2 separate regions of the Mus musculus genome follow, and region 1 is linked to region 2. The links are chromatin loops, found by intact Hi-C in ENCODE. Cell type or tissue: heart. All regions are shown on one strand. Each heading gives the region's core, and the rest is flanking DNA. Links, peaks and the distances in the headings are about the cores only.

Evidence for each region. A loop is a pair of places that touch in the nucleus more often than their neighbours do. Peaks named below come from ENCODE experiments on the same cell type or tissue, not always from the same donor. Only the 100,000 strongest peaks of a DNase experiment are listed, where the experiment ranks them.
Region 1: a loop joins it to region 2, with 4 times the contacts of the local background. A loop is called at or near these places in 2 of 42 quality-filtered maps.

Annotation. Positions count from the first base shown.
Region 1 is chr11:101,434,181-101,450,331 of GRCm38, forward strand. It overlaps Rpl27 (ribosomal protein L27), which reads left to right and starts at 8,065. Exons shown (of 5, transcript NM_011289.3): 1 at 8,065-8,276; 2 at 8,543-8,625; 3 at 9,321-9,490; 4 at 11,040-11,150; 5 at 11,259-11,416. The coding sequence starts at 8,545. The coding sequence ends at 11,307. Rundc1 (RUN domain containing 1) reads left to right here. Exons shown (of 5, transcript NM_172566.4): 5 at 1-1,486. The coding sequence ends at 137. Ifi35 (interferon-induced protein 35) reads left to right here and starts at 14,232. Exons shown (of 7, transcript NM_027320.4): 1 at 14,232-14,442. The coding sequence starts at 14,422. In heart, for the core only: a CTCF peak has its summit at 7,991; a DNase peak (open chromatin) is centred at 8,161; H3K4me3 peaks cover 2,379 bases; H3K27ac peaks cover 1,575 bases.
Region 2 is chr11:101,084,287-101,099,498 of GRCm38, forward strand. It overlaps Coasy (Coenzyme A synthase), which reads left to right. Exons shown (of 10, transcript NM_001305982.1): 3 at 30-244; 4 at 469-600; 5 at 722-911; 6 at 996-1,060; 7 at 1,250-1,334; 8 at 1,504-1,601; 9 at 1,712-1,858; 10 at 1,962-2,333. The coding sequence ends at 2,024. It overlaps Mlx (MAX-like protein X), which reads left to right and starts at 3,004. Exons shown (of 8, transcript NM_001159385.1): 1 at 3,004-3,081; 2 at 3,468-3,504; 3 at 3,950-4,039; 4 at 4,312-4,418; 5 at 4,647-4,746; 6 at 4,933-5,032; 7 at 5,382-5,583; 8 at 6,823-7,921. The coding sequence starts at 3,040. The coding sequence ends at 6,879. It overlaps Psmc3ip (proteasome (prosome, macropain) 26S subunit, ATPase 3, interacting protein), which reads right to left and starts at 11,149. Exons shown (of 8, transcript NM_008949.3): 1 at 11,057-11,149; 2 at 10,872-10,972; 3 at 10,650-10,739; 4 at 9,395-9,506; 5 at 8,577-8,722; 6 at 8,438-8,491; 7 at 8,246-8,305; 8 at 7,855-8,170. The coding sequence starts at 11,090. The coding sequence ends at 8,114. Retreg3 (reticulophagy regulator family member 3) reads right to left here. Exons shown (of 9, transcript NM_026501.3): 8 at 14,722-14,854; 9 at 12,036-14,334. The coding sequence ends at 13,877. In heart, for the core only: no CTCF peak of the experiment used is centred there; DNase peaks (open chromatin) are centred at 145, 725, 1,535, 3,015 and 1 weaker place; H3K4me3 peaks cover 2,428 bases; H3K27ac peaks cover 2,387 bases.

The DNA of each region.
Region 1 (16,151 bases), core at 3,205-11,204, 350 kb after region 2:
ACCAGCCCTGGAGCTACATGGCCCACACAGGTTTTGAGAGTGCCCTCAACCTGCTCAGCCGCCTTAGCAGCCTCAAGTTCAGCCTTCCTGTAGACTTGGCCGTGCGCCAGCTCAAGAACATCAAAGATGCCTTTTGATGGGAATGCCTAACCTTAGCCCCCACACACCTTGCTCTAAAGACGTAGATGTCCTAGAATTGTAGATTAAAAGCCAGGGAGTCGGAGGAAGGGTTGGAGATAGGTTTTTTCCACCCTTTTCAGGTGGTCAGCTAATGGAGGCAAAGCCTGTTCTTAGCGTTTTAGAAAGACGTGCCAGAGCCTCTCATCAAAAATAGTGTTGGGGCTGAGAGACAGCTCGCCAGGTCAAGATGCTTGCCATTATACCTGGCAGTCTGAGGGGTACAAGCAGAGAACAGAGCTCTCACTACCTGTCCTCTTACCTCCACACATGAACTATGGCACATGGGAATCCCTGCCCAAACACAAATCAATGTAATAGTAAAATCTAAAACAGAAACAGTATCAGGACCAGAGGTGTAGCTCGGTGGTATGGTGCATGCGAAGCGTGCACAGCCAGTGCTGTGGATGTTAAAAGCAAACAGAAGGCGCTGACCCTAGCCCACCACAGTGTGCCCGGCCCGCTGTTGGAGCCTGTGGTAACAAAATCAATTACCACACAGCTAATGCCCAACTCACCGTGCCATGTCTGAATTTTAGAAAATGTGGGTTGTGCCCACCCTTCTCTTGCTGTATGAGGGAGTTCTGGAAGACACTGACTGACCTTGAGTCTCCTGCTAGACAAGCTGGGAACAGTCTTCCTTTACCAGAAGCAGCTTTGAGAGCCCTAGGGCCAGAACTGTAAGTGCAGTTGTGAGTTCTGATTCCCCTTTGTTCAGAGGGAGTTTTAAGATGAGCCTAAGATGAAGTCTCCCTGCTGAGGCGATCCTCACACTCAGTCAGCACTCCTCTGGTTATAAAGAATGACAGCTGATCTCCTGGGCTGTTTCTCGAAAGTCACTTTCTTCCGTGGGCCTCTCAGGACTGACCCAGTCTTCAGAAGTGAAAGCACTCAGAAGAATCCGTCAGGAGCATACTGCACTGGTGGTGATGGGTGCCACAGCCCCCTGGGGTGTGACTCATTGGCACCACTTGTTGGAGACAGGAGCGTGCAGAGCGGCATGACTGAAGGCTCGCAGTGGGCACTTGCTCCAGGGCTCACTGAGGATGGAGAACCAACTGCCGCCTGTGCTTTGTTCCCTGAAATGCACTTTACCTTGTGTCTGCAGTGTGCACTTTGATGCATCATTGACTTCCTGTTCAAGAACACGGCAGTGTTTGGGCTTGGCGTGCAGCTCCGTGATAGAGTGCTTGCCTGGGAATCCTTAGCACCAACCCCAGGGGGAAAAGATAATTGAAAAATATCATGAATAATGATATAACTGTGATTGCTAATAAAGTTTCAGTATTTTGCGTAGCTTCTCTGCAAAGCCCATAGCTCCTCTGCACTCTCTAAGTCCCTCTAGTCCTATCAGCCCATGTAATCTAGGTCAGCATTTGTTTAGAAACTGTCCACTTCCTCTCTGCCCTGGATTGGTCAGGATCTGGTGGCAGTCTAGGTTTTGTATATGTGTTGTTTTTGTCTGGTCACATTCCCTAAAAAGGCCTTGGTCATTTTCATTCATCTTGCCCAGGCTATAGCGTCAGCACTGCAGTGAATGGCATATACACTGCTTCTGAAAAAGCAGTACTCTTAAGTCCACTGGTGAGGCTGTCAGTGTTTGGGTTGGATGAGATGTCTATAGCATGGCCCAGATACACCCTTGTATTGTCTTTTAAATTTGCACGTGTATGGTGGGGGCAGGGAGCATGAGTTCCATGGCTCTTATCTGGAGTTAGTTCTTCTGTCAGTATGTGGGTTCCAGGAACTGAACTCAAATTACTATGGGATGTGGAAGCAGCTGCTAACGTGAGTGGGACAGCTCTATGTACACAATAGACCCTGGAACTGACAGCCTTAAAAGTGACTGCCACGGGGCTGGAGAGATGGTTCAGCAGTTAAGAGCACTGACTGTCCTAAGGTCCTGAGTTCAAATCCCAGCAACCACATGGTGGCTCACAACCATCCATAATGAGATCTGACGCCCTCTTCTGGTGCATCTGAAGACAGCTACAGTGTACTTACATATAATAAATAAATTAATTAATAAATAAATAAACCTTTGGGCTGAGTGAGCAGGGCCAGAACAGGAAAGAAAGAAAAAAAAAAAAAAGTGACTGCCACTAGGTAGTGACACCCTTAATCCCAGCATTTGGGAGGCAGAGGCAGGCAGATCTCTGAGTTCGAGGCCAGCCTGGTCTACAGAGTGAGTTCCAGGACAGCCTGGGCTACACAGAGAAACCCTGTCTCAAACAAGAAAGCATGTTCTGAGTCCTCTGGAAGAGAAGTGACTGCTCTTAACTGGAGCACTCCAGCCATTGGGGGTTTTTGTTTTTTTGTTTTTTTGTTTTTGTTTTTTTCAAGACAGTGTTTCTCTGTATAGCCCTGGCTGTCCTGGAACTCACTTTGTAGACTAGGCTGGCTTCGAACTCAGAAATCCGCCTGCCTCTTACTCCCGAGTGCTGGGATTAAAGGTGTGTGCCACCACACCCTGCAGCCTTTTGGGTTTTGGGTTTTTTTTTGTTTGTTGTTTTGTTTTTGATGTTTAAGACAGAGTCTCTCTATGTTTCCTAGAGCTCCATATGTAGACCAGGTGGCCTGGAATTCAGAGATCCTCCTGCCCCTGTGTGTAGCAGGCTTGTGCCACCAAGAGGCCTTGTTTTGTTTATGAGGCAGTCTTCACTAGCCTGTGCTGGTCTTGAACTCATGTAGCCAAGGATGACCTTGAACTCCTCTGATCCTCCTTTTACAGCCTCCTGCTGGGATTATAGTCATGGGCCACCACTCTAGACACAGGTCCTTTTGTTGAGCTACATAATAGCGTGTCAAAGAAATCTCCTTTACCATTCATTTTGGCTCTCTGTAGTGCTTCACACTTGGTGTTCCCCGATGCAGTCAGCCGGTGTGACACTTGTCAGGAGGCCGCCTTCAGGAGATGTCAGTATGCACCTGCAGGCTCACACTGAGCACCATGGAAGCCATGATGGATAGGGAACTTGATGTGCAGACAAACATCAAGCCAGGCAGGTAGAAGAGGCCGAACATCGTAGTCAGCTACTCCCTGATAAAAGAGTCCATTTCAAAACTGGTGGACAGGGAGTCATCACAGTGCTTAAGAGCATTGACCGCTCTTCCAGAGATTCCTGGGATCAATTCCCAGCACCCACATAGTGGCTGCCAAGCATCTGCAGAATCAGGGAATCTGGTGCTCTTTTCTGACCTGCATGCAGGCATGAATGAGATACATAGGCAAACATTTAGGTAAAACACCACATACGTTAAAAAAAGTTTATCCTATAGGTGGAACAACAATATGAACTAACCAGTACCACCCCCACCCTCCCACCCCCCGGAGCTCGTGTCTCTAGCTGCATATGTATCAGAAGATGGCCTAGTCAGCCATCAGTGGAAAGAGAGGCCCCTTGGTCGTGCAAACTTTATATGCCTCAGTACAAGGGAACACCAGGACCAAGAAGTGGGAGTGGGTGGGTGGGGGAGCGTGTGGGGGAGTTTTGGAATAGCATTAGAAATGTAAATGAAATAAATACCCAATTAAAAAAAAAAGGAAAAAAAAAGAAATGAATAGTGTTAAAAAAAAAACAGGAGAATTATATAAGAAATAAGGACCTCAGATTTATTGTAATAAGAAAGTTTAAATTATTTTATTATCTATATCAGAAAGCTTAAATTATTTTGTATAATTAAAAATTTTTGTTTAATCGTTCCAATTTTCAAAAGTTACCTCCATTGTAACTTTTAAACTGTTCAGCCTTTATTCCAAAGCAAGTTATTCACACCCACACTGGGTTTCTATGCACCTTAGTTTTAAACCCAGTGTCTGAAAACATCTGCTTTGTTCCAGTTCAGTCAGCTATTTGAAAAATGAGACCAGGGCTGGTGAGATGGCTCAGTGGGTAAGAGCACCCGACTGCTCTTCCAAAGGTCGGAAGTTCAAATCCCAGCAACCACATGGTGGCTCACAACCATCTGTAACAAGATCTGACTCCCTCTTCTGGAGTGTCTGAGGACAGCTACAATGTACTTACATATAATAAATTAATTAATTAATTAAAAACAAAACAAAACAAAATTGTACTATTAAAAAAAAAAAAGAAAAAAGAAAAATGAGACCAAGTGTCTGTGACCTTTGACTTAAAAAAACAAACTTACGGTGAGAGTAAACGTGTTTATGCCCAGTAATCACAAAGTGTCTAGAGAAACTGGATTAAGTGGCACATATAATGAGTTTATGTTTAATTTGTGAAAATCATACCGTAAAATGCATAAAGGCAAACCCTTCTAAAGTGGATTTTATGAATAGGTAGGTAAATCTGTAACCACTCTTTTCATTACAGAACTTAAGAAATCCTAAAGAAAATAAACAATGGAAAATTTCATGCTAGAAGAATAAAAGAAAATATTTTCGCCAGGCGTGGTGGCGCATGCCTTTAATCCCAGCACTCGGGAGGCAGAGGCAGGTGGATTTTTGAGTTTGAGGCCAGCCTGGTCGTGAGTTCCAGGACAGCCAGGGCTATACAGAGAAACCCTGTCTCAAAAAATAAAAAAAAAAAAAAAAAAAAAAAGAAAGAAAATATTTTCAAGAGTTCTAAGGTTATTTCTATATAAAATATACTAATCTCATTAGTAAATGAGGTCTTCATATGATTTATTCTAAAGATGGATTTTATTTATTTCTTTTTAAAATGTATATTGTTCATATTTAAGATATATAATGGAGTGTTATAAAAATACATATATAGTGGGATAGCTGCTACTGTGAAAAAATTAAAAGGGGCTGGTGAGATGGCTCAGTGGGTAAGAGCACCCGACTGCTCTTCCAAAGGTCGGAAGTTCAAATCCCAGCAACCACATGGTGGCTCACAACCATCCGTAACGAGATCTGACTCCCTCTTCTGGTGTGTCTGAAGACAGCTACAGTGTATTTACATATAATAAATAAATAAATCTTAAAAAAAAAAATGAACAGAACAACCATCTCACATAGCTGGACAATTGCTGTCCCACACACCTATGGCTAGAGTACCTGCCAAGATTCAGCAAAAATCTTCATATGAGACACTAGTATCACCAAGTGATGGGCTATCATCCTTATAGTCACTCATTCTACATAAGAGAGGTTTTTATGGAGGGTACATACAAATTCCACTGTCAGGTAAACCTAGCCAAACTACAAATATTTGACTTTTGGCAATCCATAAATCTCTATGCTATTTTATTCTCTGTAAAATTGGGAAATTCACTCACATATGTAAAGCAATTAATACACACACACATAGAGAGAAACTACATCATATATAATGTATCTGAAACTTTCATGTATATCAACATATGTGTAAAATGAATGTTGATCTCTATAAAATGTAGGCAGCCTAAACAGTCCAAAGTCCAATAACAGGTGTCCCTTCCTTATATCTAATATTTTACATTTTTCTACATACTTAATTTTTTCTTTAACAATCAACATTTAGCTAATTCATACTGACTTCACAATTAAAAGTAAGTTCCAATAAAATGAAAAAAAAGAGTTTAAAAATGTTTTTAAAAACTGGTAGGTAGGGGGGCTGGTGAGATGGCTCAGTGGGTAAGAGCACCCGACTGCTCTTCCGAAGGTCCAGGGTTCAAATCCCAGCAACCACATGGTGGCTCACAACCATCCGTAACAAGATCTGACTCCCTCTTCTGGTGTGTCTGAAGACAGCTACAGTGTACTTACATATAATAATAAATAAATCTTTAAAAAAAAAATTAAAAAAAAAACTGGTAGGTAGGAGAGAGCAGGTGAAATGTATTCTAGAATTGGTAGGTGAGGGAGCCTGGTCTATTCATCACCTTGGGAAATGCTACCTCCTGCTTCAGAAAATATTTTAATTGGAGCCAGGGATGGTGACCCAAGACTGGAGTCACAGATAGAAGAGGCTGAGTCAAGAGGATTGCTGAGTTCAAGTGCAGCTTGGGGTAGACAGTTTAAAAAAAAATATAAAACCATTTTTAGCCAAGGAGTGGTGGCGCACGCCTTTAATCCCAGCACTTGTGGGGCAGAGGCAGGAGGATTTCTAAATTCAAGGCCAGCCTGGTCTACAGAATGAGTTCAAGGACAGCCAGGGCTAGACAGAGAAACCCTGTTTCAACCCCCCCCCCAAAATATTTATTGGATACAGAAATGCAAGTATAATCCAGATGTGGTTCCAGGACTCACGAGGCTGAGGCAGGAGGATCACTGAAAGCTGGATTCCAGCCTAGGCTATAATGTGACTTCCAAGCCAGCTTTAGCTACAGAGTAAGACTTTGTCTCAGAAATTAGTGCCAGCAAAGTGGCTTAGAAGTGGAGAGCACTACTGCTCTTCCAGAGAAGCCCAGTTCTCTTCCTAGTACCCACATCAAATGGTTCACCACAGCCTGTAACTCCAGCTCCAGGAGATCCAATGTCTGTGGCCTATGTGGGCATCATATTCTCACACATACCCACATATCAACATACACATAACTGAAAATAAGTCCTTTAAAATGAACTGAAAAGGGGGCTGGTGAGATGGCTCAGTGGGTAAGAGCACCCGACTGCTCTTCCGAAGGTCCAGAGTTCAAATCCCAGCAACCACATGGTGGCTCACAACCATCTGTAACAAGATCTGACTCCCTCTTCTGGTGTGTCTGAAGACAGCTACAGTGTACTTACATAAAATAATAAATAAATCTTTAAAAAAAAAAAAAATGAACTGAAAAATATTGAAGTAATAATAAATAGGGGCTGGAGAGATGATGGTACTTAGAGCAGTTTCTGCTCTTGCAGAAGATCTGCAGAGAACCCAGGCTCAATTCCCAGCACCCACACAGTGACTCACAATCATCTGTAAAACCAGTTCCAGGGCATCCAACATTTTCCTCTGACCTCCTTGGAGAATAGACACTCATCTTGGTGCATATACATACATGCAGGCAAAAAAGCAAAATACTCATACAAAAAAATAAAAATAAATCTATCGAGGCCAGCCTGGTCTACAGAGTGAGTTCCAGGACAGCCAGGGCTACACAAAGAAACCCTGTCTCAAAAAAAAAACCAAACCAAACAAAACAAAACAAAATCTAAATCTCAACATATATGTGTGTATATATATATATATATATATATATATATATATATATACAAATATATAATATATATTTTAATTTAAAAATATATTTTAAAAGCTAGGAGTACCACATGCTTATTGTAGTCAATATCTGACATCATCGGGTTGAATGTTGGAGATAAGGATACTGTCTGATCTTTTCCATTTTTCATTTTTCATCTAACTGTGCGCGAGGAGGTCATTTTGTTTCTTTTTTTTTTTTTTTTTTTTTTTTTGGTTTTTCGAGACAGGGTTTCTCTTTATAGCCCTGGCTGTCCTGGAACTCACTTTGTAGACCTGGCTGGCCTCGAACTCAGAAATCCGCCTGCCTCTGCCTCCCAAGTGCTGGGATTAAAGGCGTGCGCCACCACGCCCGGCTGTCATTTTGTTTCTTATGGATAATAATTTTAAATTATTTAAATTAAAATAAATTGTAATTTATTTACCTATGGAAGACAGAGTCTATGTAACCTACGTTGGACTAGAACTGGAACTCTTGTCTCAGCCCCTCAAACGATGGGATTACAGGTTTATGCAGCACACACACACACAAACACACCCCCGCCCACCACTGACACACACACACACACCCACACCCCCCCACACACACACCCCCGCAAAGCCCGGTCTTACAAAGCAAAACTGTGAATTTCAGACTCTGTCCTCCTCCTAGTGGCAGAGTAGGGGACTACAGCAATGAAGGGGACAGAACAGAGCTCACATTCAGGTGTCATCCTCGCTCCTCCCTCCACACGCCGGAACCGGAACGCTCTGTTCCTGTCTGCTGCTCGTGCTGCTAATAAAGCTTGGTTCAAAAACGCAGTGCCCGACCCTCCCTGACGAGCTCCTTCCGCCAACAACTTTGACCACCAACCGTGGGGCATGGCTGGGCCTGGGAGGCGGGACAGGAAGTGAAGCCACCTCTCCGTAAGGTGAAAGGTTAGCGGAAGTGCCCTCCTTTCCTTTCTGCTGGGTGCCGGCTGCCTGCTGTCGGTGAGTAAAGGCCTGGAGAGGGTCTTGCAATCCGCCGCCATCGCGGTCCCGGGGTCGGGTTGCTGGGCTCATTCGGACTCTGAGCCTCTGGCGGCTTCACGGGGAGTCGCATCCCTCGAGCAGGACCTCCGGGCCGCGTGGCGGAGTCGGCAGCGGGTGATCTAAAGTCGCGGGCCTACGACCGGGGCTCGCAGGTAGACGTCGGCTCCGGGGCCTTCCGCTTTACACACTTGTGAGCGGCTCCTTCCTTGTCTTTGTCTCTGCAGAGATGGGCAAGTTCATGAAACCCGGGAAAGTGGTGCTGGTCCTGGCCGGACGCTACTCCGGACGCAAAGCCGTCATCGTGAAGGTACCAGACCCCCGGGGCTCTTGAGACTGCTTGCATGTGCGGATTTCGGCTGCTGGATAAGATGAGCCGGATGGGAATTTAAGATCTGTCCTAACAATAGGCACTGGCGAATGCATAATGGGTAGTAATGGTGGCCACTGTGTATTGTACATATTACAGCTGTGGTGTATAGTTCTTGCAGTAACTTAATTTCCGGCACTAAGGTTTCGAGGTGTTAAGTTACTTAAGGTCAAAGTAATGGGTGCTGCAGGCAGCTGAGAGGATGTAGGATGGGAGACACTACTTACACTTAGAGAGCATCCCCTGGGTGTGTTTGAGCGTTTTGCTACTTGCCTCTTACCAGTTTTATAAACCCTTGTGGTCCTAGCCACAAGACCACTGGCCTCTCCAGCTTCCTGCTCCTGTCATTTAGCTAGAACCGGTTAGTTAGGCTGCCCGCTTTGCAGTCTGGGCTTTAACCTTAACTAGCTTCATGGGGGAAGGTGTTAGGGGTCACTTTGAGTGTTAGCCTTGATGGACTTCTAAATCTCCTTGTGACAGGAGTCAACACTGGCTAACTCAGAGTTACTGTCCTGTTGACTCTTAGCATTAAAGGAGTAATCTAGAGATGTGGAGGGTGTATTCAGTAAACATAGTTTTACTAAGATGGGGCCGAAGCAGTAACGTGACTTTTCTTTTTCCCTTTTCTCGTCTAGAACATTGACGATGGCACCTCGGACCGCCCTTACAGCCATGCCCTGGTGGCTGGAATTGACCGCTATCCCCGGAAAGTGACAGCTGCCATGGGCAAGAAGAAGATCGCCAAGCGATCCAAGATCAAGTCCTTTGTGAAAGTTTATAACTACAACCACCTCATGCCCACAAGGTGAGCCTTCCAGAAATGGAATTGCAAGTTCACATCCTCCTCTGAGGAAGAGGCAGCCTTGTGGTTGCTGTGGAACAAGAAAGGGCCATCATATTCCCTTGCTCTTTCCTCTCCCGCCCCTGGGATCGTCTTCCCTCCATCTTGAGAATGCTAAGCTTGTATAACTGTAACCCAGCAGATACAAGACCCTGGGTTTGACCACAGCGCTGTTAGGGGAGGGGAGTAGACTTGATAGAGTCTGTAGTTCATTAATCTTTCTGCATCCGTTTTTGTTTGTCTTTTAGCACAAGGCTATCCTCACATTCGGAATCCTGTGTTCTGGGTTTCAGGTGTGAGCATCCTGTCTCAGGTCCCTTTCGTTTTCTGTTCTCCAGCTTGCCCTTATTAAGTGCAGGTTGCTGGATTTGTCTTCTAGGGTACGCAGGACAGGGTCTGGTCTGCCTTCCCTCACCTTTGTACGAGATGGTTTTCTTTGGGCTGTGAGACAGCTTAGGGCCTGGTGTTGGTGACCGGAGTTCAATCCCTGGAACCCGAATAAGGGTGGAAGGAGAGGGCTCTGTGCAGTTTTGTTTTGAACCAGGATAGAAAGAAAGCTTAGTCATTAGGATACTTACTTTTGTGGAGCTGCTGAGTTTAATTTCCAGAACCTGATGATGTTAAAAGGTTCCAAGCTGCTATACTCCATCTCCAGATCAGACACCCTTTTCTGGTCTCCAGAGGGAACCTGTACTCGTGTGTACGGAAACACATAGTTAGGATTTGTTTTTTCCCACATAAGTTCAAGGCTAGCTTCCACCTGCCTCTGTTGAGTGCTGGGATTAAAGGGATTTGGCACCACCACCCAGTTAAATTGTTTTTCTTTGGGTGGTTTTGGTGTTTTGATGGTGGTGTTTTATGTATGTAGATGTTTTGCCTGTGTGTATGGAGGCAGCATTAAATGCTAAGAAATCCTAGGTGCTGACAGTTGACTACTGTACACCCACCCCACCCCAATCTCTGTGGTAATGCACAGTTAGGATCCTAGCATTTAACAGGCTGCAGCAGGTGGATCTTCCAGCCAGAGCAGTACGGTGACAGGTCTTTCGAACAGTCTCTTTATTACCCTTGAAGAGACTGTGAGAATTGAGGGGTCCTAAGCTACATTTCTTGGGACCCGACAGCATGTGTCGTCAAGATTTGTTGCTGGGGCTGTCTGACTCTTAGGGTCATGCAAGTTCACTCAGCTCAGGCTAGTCTGAGGTCTCAGCTCAGCCCCTGGGGTGCTACAAGTGTGTGCCATACCTGGCTAAGGAAAACCTAGCTGGAGAGACAGCCAGATATTGCATTGAAGGGAAGGTCTGGTGTGGTGAATCTTACCTCTTAAAAGGAGTTTCAGAAATTTGAGGACAAAATGAGAATTTCCAGGGAATTGCATGAAGGTGTAGCATGGCTTCCATAGACATTCCTGGCTATGCTGCTGAGGGTTGTAACCTGACCACACCAGATGGTCAAGGAATTAATTGCCTTCCTGGTATCCCTAGCTGATCTTGCCTCTGCACTGTTAACCCAGGTACTCTGTGGATATCCCCTTGGACAAGACTGTTGTCAACAAGGATGTGTTCAGGGACCCAGCTTTGAAGCGCAAGGCCAGGCGGGAGGCCAAGGTCAAGTTTGAGGAGCGGTAAGTGGGTCCCGTGTTCCTTGAATACAGTTACTGCTTCCTGTCAAAGAATTTGTTTTCCTGTTTACTTTTTCCTGTGTGTCATTTGTTTATTTTTTTCCTTTCTAGATACAAGACAGGGAAGAACAAATGGTTTTTCCAGAAGCTTCGCTTTTAGGTATATTTTTGTTTTGGTCATTAAAAATTAAAAAAAAAAAAATACAAGTGTCTGCCTATTGCATTTGTGTGGGAAGAGACTGGGGAAATAAAACAGGTGTGCTGTTGTGAACCTGGGCTTGGTAACCATCTGATGGCTTGACGGCCTCCTAGAGGAAAGTGAACATTTGCCCATGAGCTAGCTGTTCCTGGCATTTTTTTTTAATTAGGTATTTTCCTCATTTACATTTCCAATGCTATCCCAAAAGTCCCCCATACCCTCCCACCGACCCCCACTTTTTGGCCCTGGCATTCCCCTATTCTGGGGCATATAAAGTTTGCAAGTCCAATGGGCCTCTCTTTCCAGTGATGGCCGACTAGGCCATCTTTTGATACATATGCAGCTAGAATCAAGAGCTCCGGGGTACTGGTTAGTTCATAATGTTGTTCCACCTATAGGGTTGCAGTTCCCTTTAGCTCCTTGGATACTTTCTCTAGCTCCTCCATTGGGGGCCCTGTGATCCATCCAGTAGCTGACTGTGAGCATCCACTTCTGTGTTTGCTAGGCCCCGGCATAGTCTCACAAGAGACAGCTATATCTGGGTCCTTTCAGCAAAATCTTGCTAGTGTATGCAATGGTGTCAGCGTTTGGAAGCTGATTATGGGATGGATCCCTGGATATGGCAGTCTCTAGATGGTCTATCCTTTCGTCACAGCTCCAAACTGTGTCTCTGTAACTCCTTCCATGGGTGTTTTGTTCCCAATTCTAAGAAGGCACAGTGTCCACACTTTGGTCTTCGTTCTTGAGTTTCTTGCGTTTATGTTCCTGGCATTTTCAATGAGAAACACAAGTGTCCTCAGAAGCAGGGAGTTTGCAACCAGCCTGGTCTACTGCAGTTGGTAGACAGAGCCAGTCTATATGATAGGTTTCAGACAGCCAGGGTGATAGTGAAACCTTGCTGTGAAGCCACTCCCACCCCTTACCACATGGACACATTCAGAAAATACAAGTATGTGGATGGTACTCAGGCAGGCAGGTGGATCTCTGAGGCTGAGGCCAGCCAGTGTTGCATTGTGGCACCATCTCTGAAGCATAAGGGAACAACTTCAGGTGCTGGCTAGTGCAGGGTTAAGGAGTTTTGTCCAGGGTACTTTCTGTCTTGTCAGTGCTAAATGACTCAGTGAAAGATTCATTAAGAGAAATCCTGGGGGCTGGTGAGATGGCTCAGTGGGTAAGAGCACCCGACTGCTCTTACGAAGGTCCAGAGTTGAAATCCCAGCAACCACATGGTGGCTCACAACCATCCGTAACAAGATCTGACTCCCTCTTCTGGTGTGTCTGAAGACAGCTACAGTGTACTTACAAATAATAATAAATAAATCTTTAAAAAAAAAAAAGAAATCCTGAGGCTGGAGACACTGGTGGTTCAACAGTTCAGAACTCTGCACTTAGCCAGGCAAGGTGGCGCACGTCTTTAATCCCAGCACTCGGGAGGCAGAGGCAGGCGGATTTCTGAGTCCGAGGCCAGCCTGGTCTACAAAGTGAGTTTCAGGGCAGCCAGGCCTATACAGAGAAACCCTGTCTCGAAAAAAAAAAAAAAAAAAAGCACTGACTTCTTTCAGAGGCTCTGAGTTCAAATCCCAGCAACCACATGGTGGCTCACAACTATCTGTAATTAGAATCTGATTCACAACTCTGGTGTGTTTCTGAGGACGGCTACTGAGTGCTCATATAAATAAAAGGGGGCTGGTGAGATGGCTCAGTGGGTAAGAGCACCCGACTGCTCTTCCAAAGGTCCAGAGTTCAAATCCCAGCAACCACATGGTGGCTCACAACCATCCTTAATGAGATCTGATGCCCTCTTCTGGTGTGTCTGAAGACAGCTACAGTGTACTTACATATAATAAATAATAAATAAATCTTAAAAAAAAAAAAATAAATAAAAAATAAATAAATAAATAAATAAAAGGGCTTTTTAGTTGGGCTGGTGAGATGGCTCAGTGGATAAAAGCACTGACTGCGCCAGACAGTGGTGGCTCAACGCCATTAATCCCAGCACTTGGGAGGCAGAGGCAGGCGAGTTTCGGAGTTCCAGGCCAGCCTGGTCTACAAGACAGCATGGTTACAGGACAGCCAAGGCTACACAGATAAAACCCCTGTCTCGGAAACAATAAAACCAACAAAAAGCACTGACTGCTCTTCCGAAGGTCCTGAGTACAATTCCCAGCAACCACGTGGTGACTCGAAACCATCTGCAATGTGATCTGACTCCCTGGTCTGGAGTGTCTGATGACAGCTACAGTGTACTTACACATAATAAATAAATCTTTTTTAAAAGAAAAAGGTTACCAATAGCCATGTGGATACTGGGAGTTGAACCTGGGTCCTCTGGTACTCAACAGCTGAACCCTTTATATTTTGGGTTTTGGAGGTAGGATTTCTCTGTGTACCTGTGGCTGCCCTGAAAAATCACTCTGTAGACTAGGCTTGACTGGTCACAGAGATCCACCTGCCTCTTTGAACGCTGGCATCAAAGATGTGCCGCCGCCACTTGACTCACAGGTTTTTTTTGTTTTGTTTTTTTTTTTTGGTTTTTTGGAGACAGTTTCTCTGCATAGCCCTGGCTGTCCTGGAACTCACTTTGTAGACCAGGTTGGCCTCGAACTCAGAAATCCGCCTGCCTCTGCCTCCAGGGTGACTCACAGTTCTTTAATCACAGCTTTTTGGAGGCAAAAGCAGACAGATCTCAAGGGTGTGAAGCCAGCTAGAGCTGCAGTACTGAGAGCCTGTCTGTCTGGAAGTCTTAAAAATCCTACCATGGTTTATGCTAGAACTGGCTGCCTGGGAAAGTCTTCCCTTTGCGGTCCCAGGAGCACATGCCTGACTGGGTAGTTAGATTTGATGACTTGGAAGGCTCCGCCCAAGGGTGGGGCTGTATGCTCAGAAGCAGAATTCACAGAAATGAAAGTGGAAGTGAGGCCGGCAAGCAAGCAACAGCAGTGGAAGTGTGTTTCAGACGCTGCTGGAGGCTGAGGAGACCAGAGCCACCTCTGAGGGGTCAAAGAGTTTAGTCCTTCAGAACTCTTCACTGCCAACCCTGCTCTGAAGCCCCAGCTTCTGCCAGACGTGAGAGCCATGTCTGTGACCCTGCAAACTGTAAGTACGGGAGCAGGGGAGCATTTGTCGCATGTGGGGAGGGGCGGGAACACAGTGTTCTAGGCTTAGACCTGCTCGGCTCAAGCCTGCTAAGGGTGGAAGAGAAGTAGAGCGCTTAGGGTACCTTGGTCTGTGGATCTTGTCATTTACCTATTGTCAAAACCAGGACTCTGACACCTAAAGTAAGGACCTTGATCATTCTTTTTGGTTTTTCGAGACGGGGTTTCTCTGTTTAGCCCTGGCTGTCCTGGAACTCACTCTGGAGACCAGGCTGGCCTCGAACTCAGAAATCTGCCTGCCTGTGCCTCCCAAGTGCTGGGATTAAAGGTGTGCGCCACCACTGCCCGGCCTTGATCTTTCTTTATGTGGATGTATGCTTCAGGGTTGTAGAGAGCTGTAAGCATCAAAGGTTTCTGGCTATTCTAAACAGCAAAGGGAATACTCTGAGGTACTTCCCAGCCAAAAACTCCTCCCCTCAGAATGCCATGTCAACCTGACCATTGGTCCTCTCTGGGACAGGTGGTCTTTCTAAGTGCCTCTGACTGAGGCCACCTCAGATAGGCTAGGTTGAGCTGTGAAGTCTGCCTGCCAACAGCCAGTGAGGCCTCAGGAGGAAGCACAGTGGGCAGCCACCTTCGAGGAGGGATCCAATGCAGCTTGTCCTCAGCAGCTCTGCCTCCCCTTGTTAGTCTTCTGGCACGGAAAACTTCCATTTATCTCCCAGATACAATAAAAAAAGGGAGCGATTTGGAGCCAAATAAGGAAAAAGCAATATTGAAGAGCCAACCTGCCTGGTTTCAGATCCTAGTTTCTTCAGACATGTTGCACTGGACCAAACATTAGCTTTTCTAAAGTTGACAGTCTAATCCCTTCACTTACTATGTAGGGATATTACACTTCTTCACAAAGATACCTAGAGGGAAGGCTAGAGAGCTAGCTCAGTCTATAAACTGCTTACCTTAAGAGTATGAGAAGAGGGGCTGGAGAGATGGCTCAGTGGTTAAGAGCACTAAATGCTCTTCCAGAGGTCCTGAGTTCAATTCCCAGCAACCACATGTAATGGGATCCGATGCCCTCTTCTGATGTGCCTGAGAAAAGCAACAGTGTACTCACATACATAAAATAAACAAATCTTTAAAAAAAAAAAAAAAAAGCACGAGGAGAAATTCAGTACTTAAGAACTGAGATAACCAGGCTGGTGAGATGGCTCAGTGGTTAAGAGCACTGATTGCTCTACCGAAGGTCCTGAGTTCAAATCCCAGCAACCACATGGTGGCTCACAACCATCTGTAAAAAGATATGACTCCCTCTTCTGGTGTGTTTGAAGACAGCTACAGCGTACTTACATATAATAAATAAATAAATCTTTTTTAAAAATTAAAAAAAAAAACTGAGATAACAAAACAAAAAAAAATAGCACAGTGGGCTGCCAAGATGGCTCAGCGGGTAAGAGCAGTGACTGCTCTTCTGAGGGTCCTGAGTTCAAACCCTAGCAACCACATGGTGGCTCACAACCACCGGTAATGAGATCTGACACCCTTTTCTGGTGCGTCTGAAGACAGCTACAGTGTACTTATGTATAATAAATGAAGCTTTGTGCTGGAGTGAGCAGGGACTGAGCAAGCAGAGTTAACCGGAGTGAGCAGAGGTCCTAAAATTCAATCCCCAACAACCATCTGTACAGCTACAGTGTGTTCACATACATAAAA
Region 2 (15,212 bases), core at 1-8,000:
GATCTCACCGTTCCTCGCTCCTTCCTCAGGCAAGTTGCTCCCCGAGCTGCTCCAGCCGTATGCAGAGCGCGTGGAGCATCTGACTGAGTTCCTGGTGGACATCAAGCCCTCCCTGACCTTTGAACTCGTCCCCCTGCTGGATCCCTATGGGCCTGCTGGGTCCGACCCCACCTTGGAGTTCCTGGTGGTCAGCGAGGAGACCTACCGTGGGGGGATGGCTGTCAACCGCTTCCGCCTTGAGAATGTAACTCCCGAAGGAGCCTGGCAGAGGGGCTGGGAGGGGGAGGCCCGTGAGAAGTGCTGTGGTCCCAGAGCAGGGAAGGGAGGGTTCAGGGTGGAAGAACTTGTCTTGTCAAGTTCAGGAACTTGTCTGTGGAGGCGAGGGGTAGGTAGAGAGACTGGGGCTCCAGATGCCTTCTCCTAGCTCTTACTCCTTTCCTCCTCCTCCTCCTCCTCCCTTTACCTCAGGGCAAAGAAGAACTTGCTTTGTACCAGATACAACTGCTGAAGGACCAGAGTCACAATGAAAATGAGGAGGACAAGGTCAGCTCCTCCAGCTTTCGCCAGCGAATCCTGGGAAACCTGCTTCAGCCTCCAAATGTAAGCCTTCCTCCTCGCTGGTTGGGCGTGGTAAGATGCTGAAGGATAGAAACAGGCCCTCCACTGGAAGCTGGGCTTTTGAACTCCCTGGTCACTGAGGTTCCCTCTTACCTGTCTTTAGGAGAGGCCGGAGCTCCCGTCAGGTCTCTATGTGCTCGGGCTCACAGGCATCAGTGGCTCTGGGAAAAGCTCGGTAGCTCAGCGGCTGAAGAACTTGGGAGCATACATCATCGACAGCGACCATCTGGGCCATCGGGCCTATGCTCCTGGGGGTCCTGCCTACCAGCCTGTGGTGGAGGCCTTTGGAACAGGTACTAGCCAGAGAAGGCTGGAAGTGGCCTGAGGTGAGAAGATGGTGTGACCTCTTTGCTTAGCCTTCTTTCTTTGTCACCCAGATATTCTCCATAAAGATGGCACCATCAATAGGAAGGTCCTGGGCAGCCGGGTGTTTGGGAACAAGGTAAACACACACATCTTCAAGAGTTCTTGAGATCCATGGGCGGGAACCAGTGCACTCCCTAGTCTGGCACAGGAAGTCAGTCTCTGCTTATCTGCTCCCACCCCAACCCCCACCCCCCCACCCCCCACCTCACAGCTGTATTTCTCAGGAAAGTTAACCTCTGCCCACTCCCTCTGTCCCCCTCCCCAGAAGCAGATGAAGATCCTCACAGATATTGTGTGGCCAGTTATCGCAAAGCTGGCCCGGGAGGAGATGGATGTGGCTGTGGCTAAGGGTGAGTGGGAGGGATGACGGGAGCAGCCAAAGTGGGACAGTTAAGCCGCAACACCCTCTGGGATCTTCCTTGGCCCCAGGCAGACCATTCACCACCTAGGACAGCATTTGGTGCGCTGACAGGCAGCAAGCGCAAGGTGCTGCTGGCAGTGACTAGTATCTCCTCACAGGAAAAACTCTGTGTGTAATCGATGCTGCTATGCTGCTTGAAGCTGGCTGGCAGAGTATGGTACACGAGGTGTGGACCGTCGTCATCCCTGAGACTGAGGTATCTGGACCCCACTGCACCCCATCTGAGCCCACTGCAGACGGTCTCCTGCTCTGATCCAGTAGACTGGGCTAGGACCCTTCCTGACCCGTGTGTCATCCATTGCCCAGGCTGTTCGACGCATTGTTGAGAGGGATGGACTAAGTGAGGCAGCCGCTCAGAGCCGGCTGCAGAGCCAGATGAGCGGCCAGCAGCTGGTAGAGCAGAGCAACGTGGTTCTGAGCACCTTGTGGGAGTCACATGTCACACAGAGCCAGGTTGGTGCAAAGGGAAAGACTAGGTTAGGTTGTGGGGAGGGAAGGTTCAATGGTTAGCTTTTCTGACCTTGCCTTTTCTTGTATCATTCTGGCCTGGCCAAAGGTGGAAAAGGCGTGGAATCTTCTACAGAAGCGCCTCCCTAAGGCTTACCAGACCAGGAACTGACAGTGGATTTTCTATGGCGCCAAACTGGCCCTTGAAACTAACAAATCTAATGGTGAGGAGAAATGGGGGCCTTGATGTTTACCCTCTATCTGGCCTCAGGGGCTTTAAGCTAAGCTGTGCAGGACACAGAGAAGCTTGGAAGTCCGCCTAGCATGCTGGAATTTGTCCAGCAATGAGGACACAGCTAATGGGGAGCGATCCGCTCTGAGGTTCTGTCCGCTTTTTGGTGGTGGATGTGATGTCTACCTAGTGTTGATGGGTTTGGTGAAGTCTGGACCCAGTAACTGAATTAAAGATGTTTCCAAGTGCTGCTTGTGTGGTTTTCTGTTTCCTCTCCAGTGACTCTAGATACCTTTGGAACGTTAGACTCCAAATTCAGGGGCAAGGTCTGAGCTGGAAGTCAAGGAGTGCTGTAAAGTGTAACCTATCAGTGACTAGTTATGTGCTTTTGAGTATGTTATAGACTTTACTGTAAGCTTAACTTAAAAGGCATTTTTATAAGACTTAGCGTCCTGCACCTGCTGAGTGTTGGGAGACCGATGCTGGAGGTGGCTTTGTGCCCCCTTAGATCAGATCATGTGATGTAGGAGAAATTCTTGACCCAGCAGCAATTGCCAGGCGGACCAGCTGTGCGCGTGCGTACAAGGTGTCACACTGTTCAGACAGATGCTAGTACTCTCACTCGGGTTCTACCACTAAACTAATTACACTTCTAGCCCCTCTGACAATCTTTTTGGAGGTGCTCCATTGCACAGAAAATCGCCACCATTGAAGATTCTCATTCGGAGGCCAGTGGGGACCCTTAGGGGCTGACATTGCCTACATTAAAGCGAATTGGCCAGATTTAGCCTCCTCCAACATTCAGTTAAAAACTGGAGCGGCGCAAGCGCAGCGCTATCACACCGCTCACGACTACAATTGCGGATTGGTGGGTTGGATCACGTGACTGAGCCTCGCCTCTTCCTGGAGGTTGGGGGCCAGTCCGCTGGCTTGTTTCCGGTTCGGTAGGTTCACGATGACGGAGCCGGGCGCCTCTCCGGAGGACCCTTGGGTCAAGGCAAGCTTCGCGGACGCGCACGCCGGCGAGGGGAGGGCGGGTCGGGCTCGTGCACGTAGGGGGTCCGGAAGACGCGGGGCTCCCCAACTATCCCCAGAGTCTCCCCTGCTGTCCGGGGCCCGGGGCTGCAGAGAAGACAGCTCTCACCCGGCCTGTGCCAAGGTGGGGAGACAAACGGGCGTGTGTGCGGGAACGAGGGGGTCATAGCTGGGAGATGGGGCGGGGACGGTAGGAGCATACAGAGGGGGCGACGCCCCCCTAGGCCCAGCCAAGGCTTGGCTTAACCATTCAGTGGTCCCTGCACCTGTGGTATGAGCTTTCGCGGATTGCGCGTGCCTTCCTAGAGGCAGAGGTTTGACAGGCTTCTCCCTTGCTTGGTGCTGCAGGTCGAGTATGCCTACAGTGACAACAGCCTGGATCCTGGTGAGTGCCTTCTCCATTGTCTGCGGGTCAGGAATGACTCCTGGTTCGGCTCTGTAGATTCTTATGGTCTTGCCAGCCACACCTGAGCACAGTCCACTGTCACTGCGCCAAGGACTTGGCTTGAGAAGTGAGGGTGGAGCTGGAGAATAGGCAGGAAGCAACCATGGTCACACCTGGTTCCTCTGCATTAGAATGGGAAATGATGGAAACAGTGACAGCTGGTCATAGTCACTGCATCCAGATGCTCCTGTGTGAGCCAGAAATAAGTCCTCTGGGCAGTGTAGACCCTGGGACAGGAGCATTTCAGCATGAAATGGAAGGCCTGTGGTGACTGGCTTTGGAGTTGATGGCGAGAGGTCAGCATTTGAAGCCATTGTGCCCATAGGTGACTGAAGGCATGGCAGTGTTCCCCAATCCTTAGTGACTTGAGGCCTCTTTTTTCCAGGGCTTTTTGTAGAAAGCACCCACAAGGGGAGTGTAGTGTCCAGAGCTAATAGCATCGGCTCCACCAGTGCCTCTTCTGTCCCCAACACAGGTAGGCAGCAACATAGCCCGTCGCACACCTGGGGAGACTTAGCTCTTCCATCATTTTAGTATCTTTCCTAGATAGGGAGCTCCGCTCTCCATATGGGGGTGGCAGGAACAGTGCCAAGCCCGAGGCTCACTGTCTTTCACCTCATCAGAGATTAACTAGGTTCTTTCTATTCAACATCTCTGGGCACCAGGTCCTTCCAACTGGGGAAGGGTGGGCGAATTGGATTTAGTGTACTGTAAAGTGATCTCTCCTTCCTCCATCTCTGAGTTTAGATGATGAGGACAGTGATTATCAGCAGGAGTCCTACAAGGAGTCCTACAAAGACCGGAGGCGGCGTGCGCACACTCAGGCTGAACAGAAGAGAAGGGATGCTATTAAGGTGACTGGAAGCCTGTACCCAGGGCAGCAGGGAAGGACCCTGCCCTGACCCTTCAGCCCCAGATGTCTGCAGGGGTGGGGTGGGGTGGGGATGCTGGGCTGGTTCTATGCCTGCACCTCTTCCTTCCAGCCCTCTGTGCTTTGAGTCTGAGCATGGAACTGGTATCAAAAGTGTGCGCTAGCCTTTGCTGTTCCTGAGCTAAGGAACCCATTTCCCTGCTATTTCCAGAGAGGCTATGATGACCTTCAGACCATTGTCCCTACCTGCCAGCAGCAGGATTTCTCCATTGGCTCCCAAAAACTCAGCAAAGCCATCGTTCTACAGAAGAGTATGTCCAGGCAAGGGGTGGGGCAGGGGGGGTAGTAGTGTCTGTGAAGTGGCTAGGACCTGGTCGCACCCAGGTGTGGTCGCCTTAATGGAAAAGTTGGTTTATAGGGGAAGGGCAAACAAAATAAGCCCTCTTCCTGGTTCAGACTTCCTCAGTGCTCAACCCTTCTCTTGGCTCCTACTCCAGCCATTGACTACATCCAGTTTTTACACAAGGAGAAGAAAAAGCAGGAGGAAGAAGTATCCACACTGCGCAAGGACGTCACAGCCTTGAAGATAATGAAAGTGTAAGAGGGGTGCTGAATTGGGGGCTGGGGGGCTGAGGTCAAGTGCACTCTTGTTCAGAGGCTATGTTGGAGAACACATGTAGGTGACCCAGCAAGGAAGTCACTGTAAGACACAGCTGACTGGCCCACCAGTCTTGTACATATAACAGACATATAGGACGTAAATACCCATCAAGGTAAGAGTTTCTCACTGTTTCTGACTTAGGCTCGTCTATCCAGCTGATAACGAATGCATCCCCACAGGTGCCTAGGAATCCCCTTATGGCATGGCCAACTGGATTATCCCTCCATACTTTTCAGGTAGACAGCTGCCATAGCACCTCAGCCCTGTTTGTTTGCATGCTTTCAGGAACTATGAGCAAATCGTGAAGGCACATCAGGACAACCCTCATGAGGGAGAGGACCAGGTCTCTGACCAGGTCAAGTTCAACGTCTTTCAAGGCATCATGGACTCCCTCTTCCAGTCTTTCAACGCCTCTATCTCTGTGGCCAGCTTCCAGGAGCTCTCAGCTTGTGTCTTCAGCTGGATTGAGGAACACTGTGAGCCACAGGTATGTGGCAGGTGGGGTCATGGTGCCTGAGGTTCTCTTACCATACTCCAGGAAAAGTGTAGCTGCCTTTGGGTTTCTGTCTACAAAGCTTAATACTCTGTCTTTGCTGCCTAGCCCAGTGAAGGTCTCAGCTGGCAACCAGGATGTGAGCATTCAGTGCCAGGTCCAGCTTTAGCCCATGTCATTGGTGACTCATTAGCTACCCTGTCTACTCCTTGGCTGTCCTGTATGGAAGCCAACAGCTTGAAGTTTCTAGAAACATGAAAGTTTGCAGATTACAAGACACCCTCACTCCCTGTAGCCCCAGGATTTTTATTGTGCTGGCTTCTACTCTTGAGGCCTGCCGTTTTTTTCTCAGATTTTCCACTTTCTTTTATGTTTCTCAACATTTTCATTGTGAAATACTCTACACAAACACTGCAACAGTCAAGGACTGTTGGAGTGAACACTCATACCCAGCATGTCAGTTATACCAGTGACACACTCATCTTTGTCTGCATCTTAGTTCAGGGATTTGGAAATTAAAAGTAGGCAACACTCCATTTCAGGGACCTTTTTTCCTTTACAAAAATTATTTTATGTACATGGGTATTTATTTTGTCTGCATTTATCCATGTGCTACATGTGTCTGCCTGATGCCAGAGGCCAGAAGAGGGCCTTGGACCCCTGAAAGTGGATTTGCAGGTGGTTGTGAGCCACCAGATGAGGGTACTGGGAACAGGACCTGGGTCCTCTTTAAGAGCAGCAAGTACTCTTCACCACGGAGACATCTCTAACACCCTCCCCGCACCAAAGAAAAAGTTTGTTTAGTGTGTGAGGTCAGAGGCAACGTTTTAGTGAGTTCTTTCCTTTCATCTTTATGTGGACTCCACAGAGACTGAGTGACCAGAGGCTTTACTGCCAGGCCATCTCTCCAGGCCTTTTTTCTTTGAGTGCTAGGAAGTACTCCACCAAGCTGCCAACCCTTGGGTGACTATTTTATAGCTTTTTTTCTTTCTTTTTGGTTTTCCGAGATAGGGTTTATCCTGTATAGCCTTGGCTGTCCTGGAACTCACTCTGTAGACCAGGCTGGCCTCAAACTCAGAAATTTGCCTGCCTCTGCCTCCCAAGTGCTGGGATTAAAGGTGTGTGCCACCACCGCCCGGCTAGGGGTGACTATTTTAAACGCCTTCAAGAGCATGGCCACTCTAGGCAGGCGTCTTAAAGGCCTGTGTGTCACCTGAACATTGTCTTTCCTAGACTCTACGAGAGATTGTGATCGGTGTCCTTCATCAGTTGAAAAACCAACTCTACTGATTGCCCATGGAAGCCTGCAGAGCAGCCAACAAGAGGCCTTTGAGAGTGTGGCCATGGAACTAACTGCTGGGCCTATGAGACTGGCCTGCAACACCTCACACCGGTCAGCTGGTTTCTACTTGGTGTTTGGTTTTCCCAACCCCACTTCAGCTTCGGTGGGGTTGAGTGTTTTGTGAAAGCTTCTGAATAATTTATTATATTGTCCACAATGTTGAACCTACCCAACCTTCCCCTTTCTAGGAAAAGCCTCTAGGACAAGAGTCTGTTCAGGGAGCCTCACAGAACCCTGAGCCCCTCAGCCTTTTCTCTACCCACTGGGTTCCTGCTCACAATCTATATACATAATTTGGAAATCGTTTGCCTCTGCTTGGTCTCTTGGGCAACACTTGGCTCAAGTTTGGGTATTTTGGCAGTTCTTAAGTTAGAAAAAAGGAAAAGAAATAGCCCTATGGCCATGAAGGGTAAAAGGCCACCTTGTGCCTAGGCTAGGGCTGTGTGGTCAATACTAAGTAAGGCCAGGGTATTCTAGCCAGCTCAGGGTAGGGCTGCCTGACCCTGCTACCCTCATGTTCTGCTGCCCACTTCAGCTGCTGTAGGTGCTACAGGAAACAGCGTCCCATCAGCTCTTGCCCTGTCTTCCCAAAGGCAAAGGCAGCATTACATATTTGAATTTATCTTCTAAATACCCACAGTGCATTTTTGTTATATGCAGTTTCCCAAACTTCTTAGCAGACCTCCAAAGCAGCCCCAGCCTCTTCTGCATAATGTGTGTATCTGCCCCACCAGTGTGTTGTCTCCATTTCTCCTGGGGCCTGGGGATAGAGTTAGGTGGGACAGGAGATCCTCAAGTCTTCTGGGGGTAGGCCAGGGCGATCCCTTGGGAGTCTCAAATGTTGGTGTATGGCACCCTTTCTGTACTCTTATCCCATGTTTCCTACTGCCTTCCCCAGGTTTGATATCTGGGAGGTTTGATCATCCAGAGGAAATTAAGTATTTTTATATCAAATTATATTACAATAAATATTACAAATACTTTCTTTTAGGATTGTTTTAAGTCCTTGTTGAGGCCTGTACAAAACGGACATGACCGTCCTTTCTGATCACCAGCCTCTATCTAACACTATGGCTTTGTGCTCCGTCCACTGCTCAAAGGTGGAGAACAGCAAGAATAAAAAGGCCACTAAGTAAGGTGGCCAGCGCAGGACGCTCTGTTCCCACCTCCACCAAGGGCCCCTCAGGGGTCGGGGAGCAAAACATTATGATCTTCATCTGTCTCTATTCCAACTTCCTCCTGTGGGGCAAAGAAAGTAATGAAGGAGTCCTTTGGGCAAAGATTCCAGGGGAGCAAAAGAGAAGAATCACTTACAAAGAACTGCTTCTTGCTCTTGGGGTAGCCTTCAAGGATCGCATCACACAGCTCTGTGGTCTGACAAGAAACAAAGCCCCTCCTTATGAGGTGAGCAGCGGCAGTACAAGGCGCTGCCTGCCGGCAGGATCATTCCACACCAACTTCCCCGGTGACTGTCCCTTCCACAAGCACCCTGGGGTTCCCACTCACCATCCTCTTCCGCTTCCTCCACTCTTTACAGTACTTCTGTCTGTCTCTGTACACCTGAAAGGAAGGAGTGTGCTTGTCTGAGCTCCTTGTGTCTGTTCACTGCAGACCTGCACAGGCAGCCTGCAGCCTCCCCACTCACCTTCTCCTTCTCTTCTGGAGTGACATGGTTGGTAGCTGCTTTGATGTTCTTCAGTCTCTCTGTGTATTGAGCACACTCCTTCTTTAACTCCTGAATCTCTTTCTGCATCTCAGGAGTGGTCAGCGCACTTGTTAATTCCTTCAGCTCTGAAAACACATGTCCTCAAGAGTCACTTGGGACGAGTGAAGAAGGGATCCTGCCTTGCCCAGCAGGCGCGTCCCAGAGGTGGGAGGTCAACTTGCGTCTTGCTCTGGGATCTCTCTAGAATAGGACCCCACACTCTGGAAAAGCTCAAGAAAAGGCTTAGAGCACCATCACTCTGTTTCCTATTTTTCTTTCCTGCTCCATCTAAAAGCAACAGTGCCTTGTAAGGCTAAGCCGAGTGCTGTACAGATAATTAAAGGAATGGGAATAATAGATGCAGTGTGATCAAAGGGCCAGGGCTTGTCTTGCTCTGTTGTACTCAGAAGCCATAGCTAAGTCAGTCTGTCTGTCTGTCAGTCTTTCTTTCCTTCTTTCTCTTTCTCTCTCTCTCTTTCTTTTCTTTCTTTTTTTCCCGCTTTTCAATACAGGATTTCTCTGTATAGCCCTGGCTGTCCTGGAACTCACTTTGTAGACCAGGCTGGCCTTGAACTCAGAAATCCACCTGCCTCTGCCTCCGCCTCCCGAGTGCTGGGATTAAAGGCGTGCGCTACCACGCCCGGCTTCTGTGTTTCTTTCAATGCAACATCATAGGCACCTGGCAAAGGGGTCTTAGCTGCAGTCAAGGAACCATTCTGTTAGCAATTTATGACCTCCAAACCACGGCCCAGTCTTACCGGCCTCCATGTGTCGGCAGCTCTGCTGTAAGCTCTGCACCTTGGCAGTGAGGGCCACGATACTGGCATCCAGGCCGTGGAGGTCCGCATCACTCACTGTGTCAAACTGGTTCTGCCAGCCAAGAGAAATATAGCTGATTCCATGAGGCACAGAGAGAAAAATACACATCAGGGGAGGCGGCATTCAAATATGGAAGCACCAGTAGGTGACCCCTAAACCCAACAGTGGGAGAGGATGCTGGGGCTAGTGGTACAGGCTCCTCACTCCAGCAACCTGGAAGGCTGAGGCAGGGGGACTATCTGTACATTAATTAAGTGGCTGGGCATACAGCTCAATGGCAAAGTAGAGCAGAATAAGTGAGACCAAATGCTTTAGAAAGTCTAAAAATACAGTGGAGCTCTTGAGCCATCTTGCCAGCCTCAATCTGCATTTAGATAGATCATTCAGGATACAACATCCAAGATTAAACCTTAATACATCATTTTAGACAGGCGGGTCTGACTGAGAGCAGTGATGACACGTTAGATTTAACAACTGCAAAATAAATAAATAAATAAAATTGAGCTAGCCTGGGCCACGTAGTGAGGGCTAATCTCAAAAAAGAGGGTGGATGGGGGTAATCAGATATAATTGACAAATAGCCACACATATCAGGTGTATAAATAAGAGAGACAAAGACTTACATTCTAATCTCTGGGTTGAGAAGAGAGGTTTCCTGACAGAAAAATGCTAGAAAGCCAATTAGGGGGCAGAGAGTAAGCATTCAACATTGGCCATATCGATGCTGGTACTCAATATTATCTGGATAATAATTATCCAGAGAGAAGTCTGGGTAGGAGAATGTAAATTTGATGTGTTTGGGGTAGTGGGGCAGAGGAAGAGGAAAAATGATTTGGCAGGAAACGATAGCAGAAACGAGACTAGGAGTTGTGAGTCAGGGTCTTCCTTTGTTCATAGCTCAAATGAACACTGATGAAGGCAGCGTGCAGCGTACAACTGACTTAAGAGTATCTGAAGCTCTTTCATACCACTGATTAGATTATTTTGTGAGGTGCCTCAACACTTTTTTTTTTTCCCCGAAACAGGTTTCTCTGTGTAGCCCTGGCTGTCCTCGAACTGAGAAATCCACCTGCCTCTGCCTCCCAAGTGCTGGAATTAAAGGCGTGCGCCACCACTGCCCGGCATGCCTCAACACACGAAATGCTGAGATTCACTCAGACAAGCTCTCAGGTGAGTGTTAATCTGAGTTCTCACCTGATCGGCAAAATAAATTTTCTGCTTGCCGTAGGTCTTCTCTTTGATCTTGCCTTCCTGGGCCAGCTGATCCAGCGCCTTCACTACCGCCTAGCAGAGGAGAGGGTGAAACAATTAGCGCGACCCCAGACGGGGGAGATTTCTGTTGTGACAAGGAAGGCAGGACCCAAGGCTAACAAGGGAGTCCAGCGGGGAGGGAGCCCCCGCAAAGGGGGTTCTCACCGCCTTGCCCAGTCCATGTTCCTTCTGTAGGTTTCCGAACACGTCCTGGGCGCTGTAGGGCCGGTTTTGTTCTTGCAGGTACCTCAGGATGATCCCGGGGGCTGCGGGAGACGAGGTAGGATATGGGGGTCACCTCCGACCCCCTCTCCTATTCCCCTCCCGGGTCTTGCGGGCTTTGCCGTTACCTCCAGCCGCAGCCTCGGCCCGGCTTTTACTCATGGCCTTTCCCGCCACCAAACTCGAGAGCTGGACTGGTCGGTTGCTCCGGGAAACGCCTCCTTCCGGTGAGGAGGCGGGACCTTAACGCTGATTGGCTAAGGAAGAAGCCTGCCGGAAGAGTACCCGGACCTTCCGGGACCCCGTAGCCCTAGTAGCGGCTGTCAAGAAGTCGCAGTCCCCGGCCTTAGTGACAGGTCAGCGGCCGCCTCCTGGGCCCGCAGTGCTGCCTGTGGTGAGCGGTCCTTTCTATAAGCCGCCAGACCCTGTTAGGCCGAGTTTGAGCACTCGTGACCTTGAGCTAAACCCGCGTGGTGTGGGAGCCGGGTCATCTACCACGCCGCTCAAGGGTGCACAGAGCTAGTCCTCCACAGGAGTGGGACTAGTTTTCTCACGTATAAAGGACCTGTAGGTACTTTTGTCAGAGGGTGGCTGTGAACGCCAAGGACACCAACGATTTTCGTGTCGCATGTAGGGGGCGCTCGACACCTAGTGTCATTTGAACGCCCAAGAAAGACGGTTAGGAATGGGGGCTACTCAAGCCACAAAGCTTGAAGTCTCCAGTTATGAGCTGCCACACCTGGCAGGTGCTTTCCATTCCTGACCACAGTGGCCAGTCCGGAGGAGCCTGAAATAAATATTTCTAGTTTCTGAGGTCTGCTGACGGTCAAAGAGCAGCTGTCCTTGCAGCTCAGTGGAAGGGCACAGTATTAATTTTTCAGTCCTTCAACCTAAAACTTCATTAAGCCATTATTCAGAGCCCGGCGAGGTGGCGCACGCCTTTAATCCCAGCACTTGGGAGGCAGAGGCAGGCGGATTTCTGAGTTCGAGGCCAGCCTGGTCTACAGAGTGAGTTCCAGGACAGTCAGGGTTACACAGAGAAACCCTGTCTAAAAAAACAAACAAAAAGATAAATCTAAAAGAGAAAAAAAATAACAATTGACAAATGCCCGCAAGGTATTAGTTATATTTATGTCTTGGTTGTAGGGGGGAGACGTGGCCTCAAGAGGGAAAAACAGAAAGGGCAGGAGGGTCCCTGACATCCACCTGGGCTTCCTCTTCTGAGGATCACCACACCAGATTAGCTATTATCAGATTAATGAGAAGACTTATCAAGGAAGTACACAACGAAACAGCAGTCTCTTAAAAGATTGTTCTCATACAAGATTTATTCCCCTGCACCCCCCCACCCAGCCCAATTCACAGTGGAGGACTTGGGAGATTCAGAGCAGGTTCCACTGGTACAAGAAAAGACCTGGATTTGCTTGCTCCCCTTCCCTCCCTCTTCCTCTTGCCAACTCCCAAAGCATGAAGCTACACACACTCATGCAAACACGCAAAACCCCAAGCCTTTCCCTCACCTCCCTTTTTTTGTTCTTTTCCACATCATCGAGTTCACCTGTAAGACATCTACCTGGCTCTAAGGAAAGAGATGTCCAAAGTATTTGAGAACCCTAAAGTGGGGAGATGCCATTATTATGCCTAACTTTCACACTCACTGACTATGAAACAGGCACCTGCCATTCCTCTTCTCACTGTTATTCACTCCCTGGCCTCTATCTTGTCCATCAACCAAGAGCAAAAGTGTTAGCACAACCCCCAACCTGCAGCACATAAAAATGGGCTCTGTCCAACATCCCTCACCCAAACACAAAAGTGCTGGGGGAGTGGTCCCTGAGGATCAGCAAAGGTTAATGCAAGAGGGAAAGAGGATAGAAGAATTTGGCTTGAGCTCTGATTTGGGAGACAGAGAGGCAGTATGCTGGCACAGGTTGAGAACCAATGATCATTTAAGGGGTTTTCACATGATTTGATTCGGGGCTGCAGAACACCTACCCTTGAGAATGGTCTCTGCTGATTACCAACATCCTTACTAACTGGGCTCATCCTTACAGGAGTTAGGAAGTGGTATGGTAAGAAGAGCTGGTGGCTCTTGGGATGAACGCCATGGCCATTTGTAAAGTGCTACTTTGCTATCCCCTGTGTAATTAGTGCTTCTCCAGAGGAGGAGCAAGGGAAGGAGGAGGGACATAAACATGGATATGATATTGCTTTGCTCATTGCTCAGATTGATGGTCAAATGGAGCCAAGGGTTAACAGCACCAAAGACAACCACACAGCTCCAGGAGCTTTCATGAGACCTCAAGGTAGGCACTCACCAACCCAGCCAGCCAGCTGATCCTACAGCTCACGGTGATATAGCAGAGGCTCAGCCCCACAGCATGTTCACATTTCTCAAACTCTGCAAGCACTCTGGAGTGCTCAGGGTCAGCCCTCTAGAAATGAAGATGGGCTCAGGGACAGGAAGTGGGCCTGCTCTGCAGAACCAAAGGGCACACTTGCTTTGAGAACACAAATCAAATCATGGTAAAAGACACAGATGATAACTCCTGTAGCTGCTGCCTGGCTTCTGTGGCTCCAGTGAGGTGAGGAGAAGAGATGGGCTCTTGTATCAGTGAGGGCCCCTGAGCACCCAGACCTAAAAGCAAACAGCACTACCTCCTCAAAGGGGAATCAAATCCCTACTTTGTTGCCCGTGTACCACCCTGATGGAGAGAAGCCTCCCTTGGGGCGGGAGTATGTTCTCACTTCAGTGACTAAGCACAGATACGATGTCTCACTGGCAGCAGGTAAGAGTACGTTCTCTTAGCAGGCCTCTGCATCAGCCAGGCCACCCAGCACACAGATAAAATTCAGGGGACAAGACTGGGTTCTTCCCTTGCCCCATCACAGTAAGTGGGGTGGAGGAAAATAACCTACAGCACAGTGACCCCCCTCAAAGGAGTCTCTCAGTGGCTCCTAGAACTGGCAGGGTCTAGCTGATTCAGCTCTGATTGGTCCAGAAGTTCAAAATCATCTCCTTCAGCATCAGTGTCCAGGTCTGAACTAGGGGCCCGGAGGAAGCCTCTTGTTGCTCTTCGGGGAGGTGGGCCAGAAGGGTCTGTCTGGGAGGCCTCTGACAAGGCCAGTTGGATCATACCCTGGGAGACCAGGCTGGCAAGGTTGCTGGTAAGGTTAGATCCTCCAGGAAGGGAACTAAGCAGGAGCTCTGGCAGTGCAGCCTCATTCCGACTAGCAGGCAGGACCTGGGTATCCCCAGCCCCTGGTGGGGAGCGGTACATCAAGCTGGGCATCCCAATGCTGGTGTCGTCCTCGTCGTCCAGGCCAGCAGGATCCACGTTAATGGAAGGGAAGTCTGGCAGGTCTCTGGCAAATGACTCCTCTGGATCACTGTGGCCATCTAGGTCTGAGAGAATACAGCTGTGTGAAACATGATAGCTGCATGCTCTCTGTGCCCACACCCACAAGAAGTCAACCCTATATAACCAGGTTTTCCCACCCTGTACTGGTTAAGATGAAGCAAAACCTTCAAGACTGGTTAGTTTGTTGTCAACACTCAGATGGTCATGACTGCTGATGGGCAGAGAACTGCCTGTCTTCCTCGACTGTGTCCATGACTAATAAGAGACTGGGGGCTTCAAGGGCAGCATAACAGCCATGTCATATCACACCCTTGGGCAGATTTATTACTTACACCACCACTCAGGAGAGGAGGGGGCACAAGGAAGCCCCATCCAGGGAAGCTACAATGCAAAAGTCAGAGTTACTATCAACTCAGGCCAAAGGTTCTCACCTTCAGAGCCTTCTGTTAGAGGTGTTTGGCCTCTTGACAGGTTAAATGTGCCATTTTCTGTACAGGAGACCTCAGCATCAGAGTGCTCCGAATCTGTGATAGCCAATTCCCTGGCAACAGTAGAATCATCCAGCTTAGAAAAAGAAAACAAGTCTGAGATGATGCCATCTGCAATTGGCTTTACTGACGCAAGCCCTGGAAGACCCCGAAGCTGACCCATGAACCCAGGATGCATGGCAACTGCATCCACAGTCTTGACTTGTGAGGTTGCCTCCCTAAAGGGAGCACTCTTTTCCATCAACCTCTTGAGCTCAGACAGTCTTGGGTAACCAGAAAAATATACTTATTAACCAAAAGTCTAGATGGGTTGGCTGCTAAAAAAGATTTATGTCAGTTCCAGGTTCTTCCGGGTGGTAGGGTAAAAGCAATCCCCAGTGGTTTTACTGTTCATCAGGCTCAATCTGAGTTCTCGGACCCCACAAAACACCTGA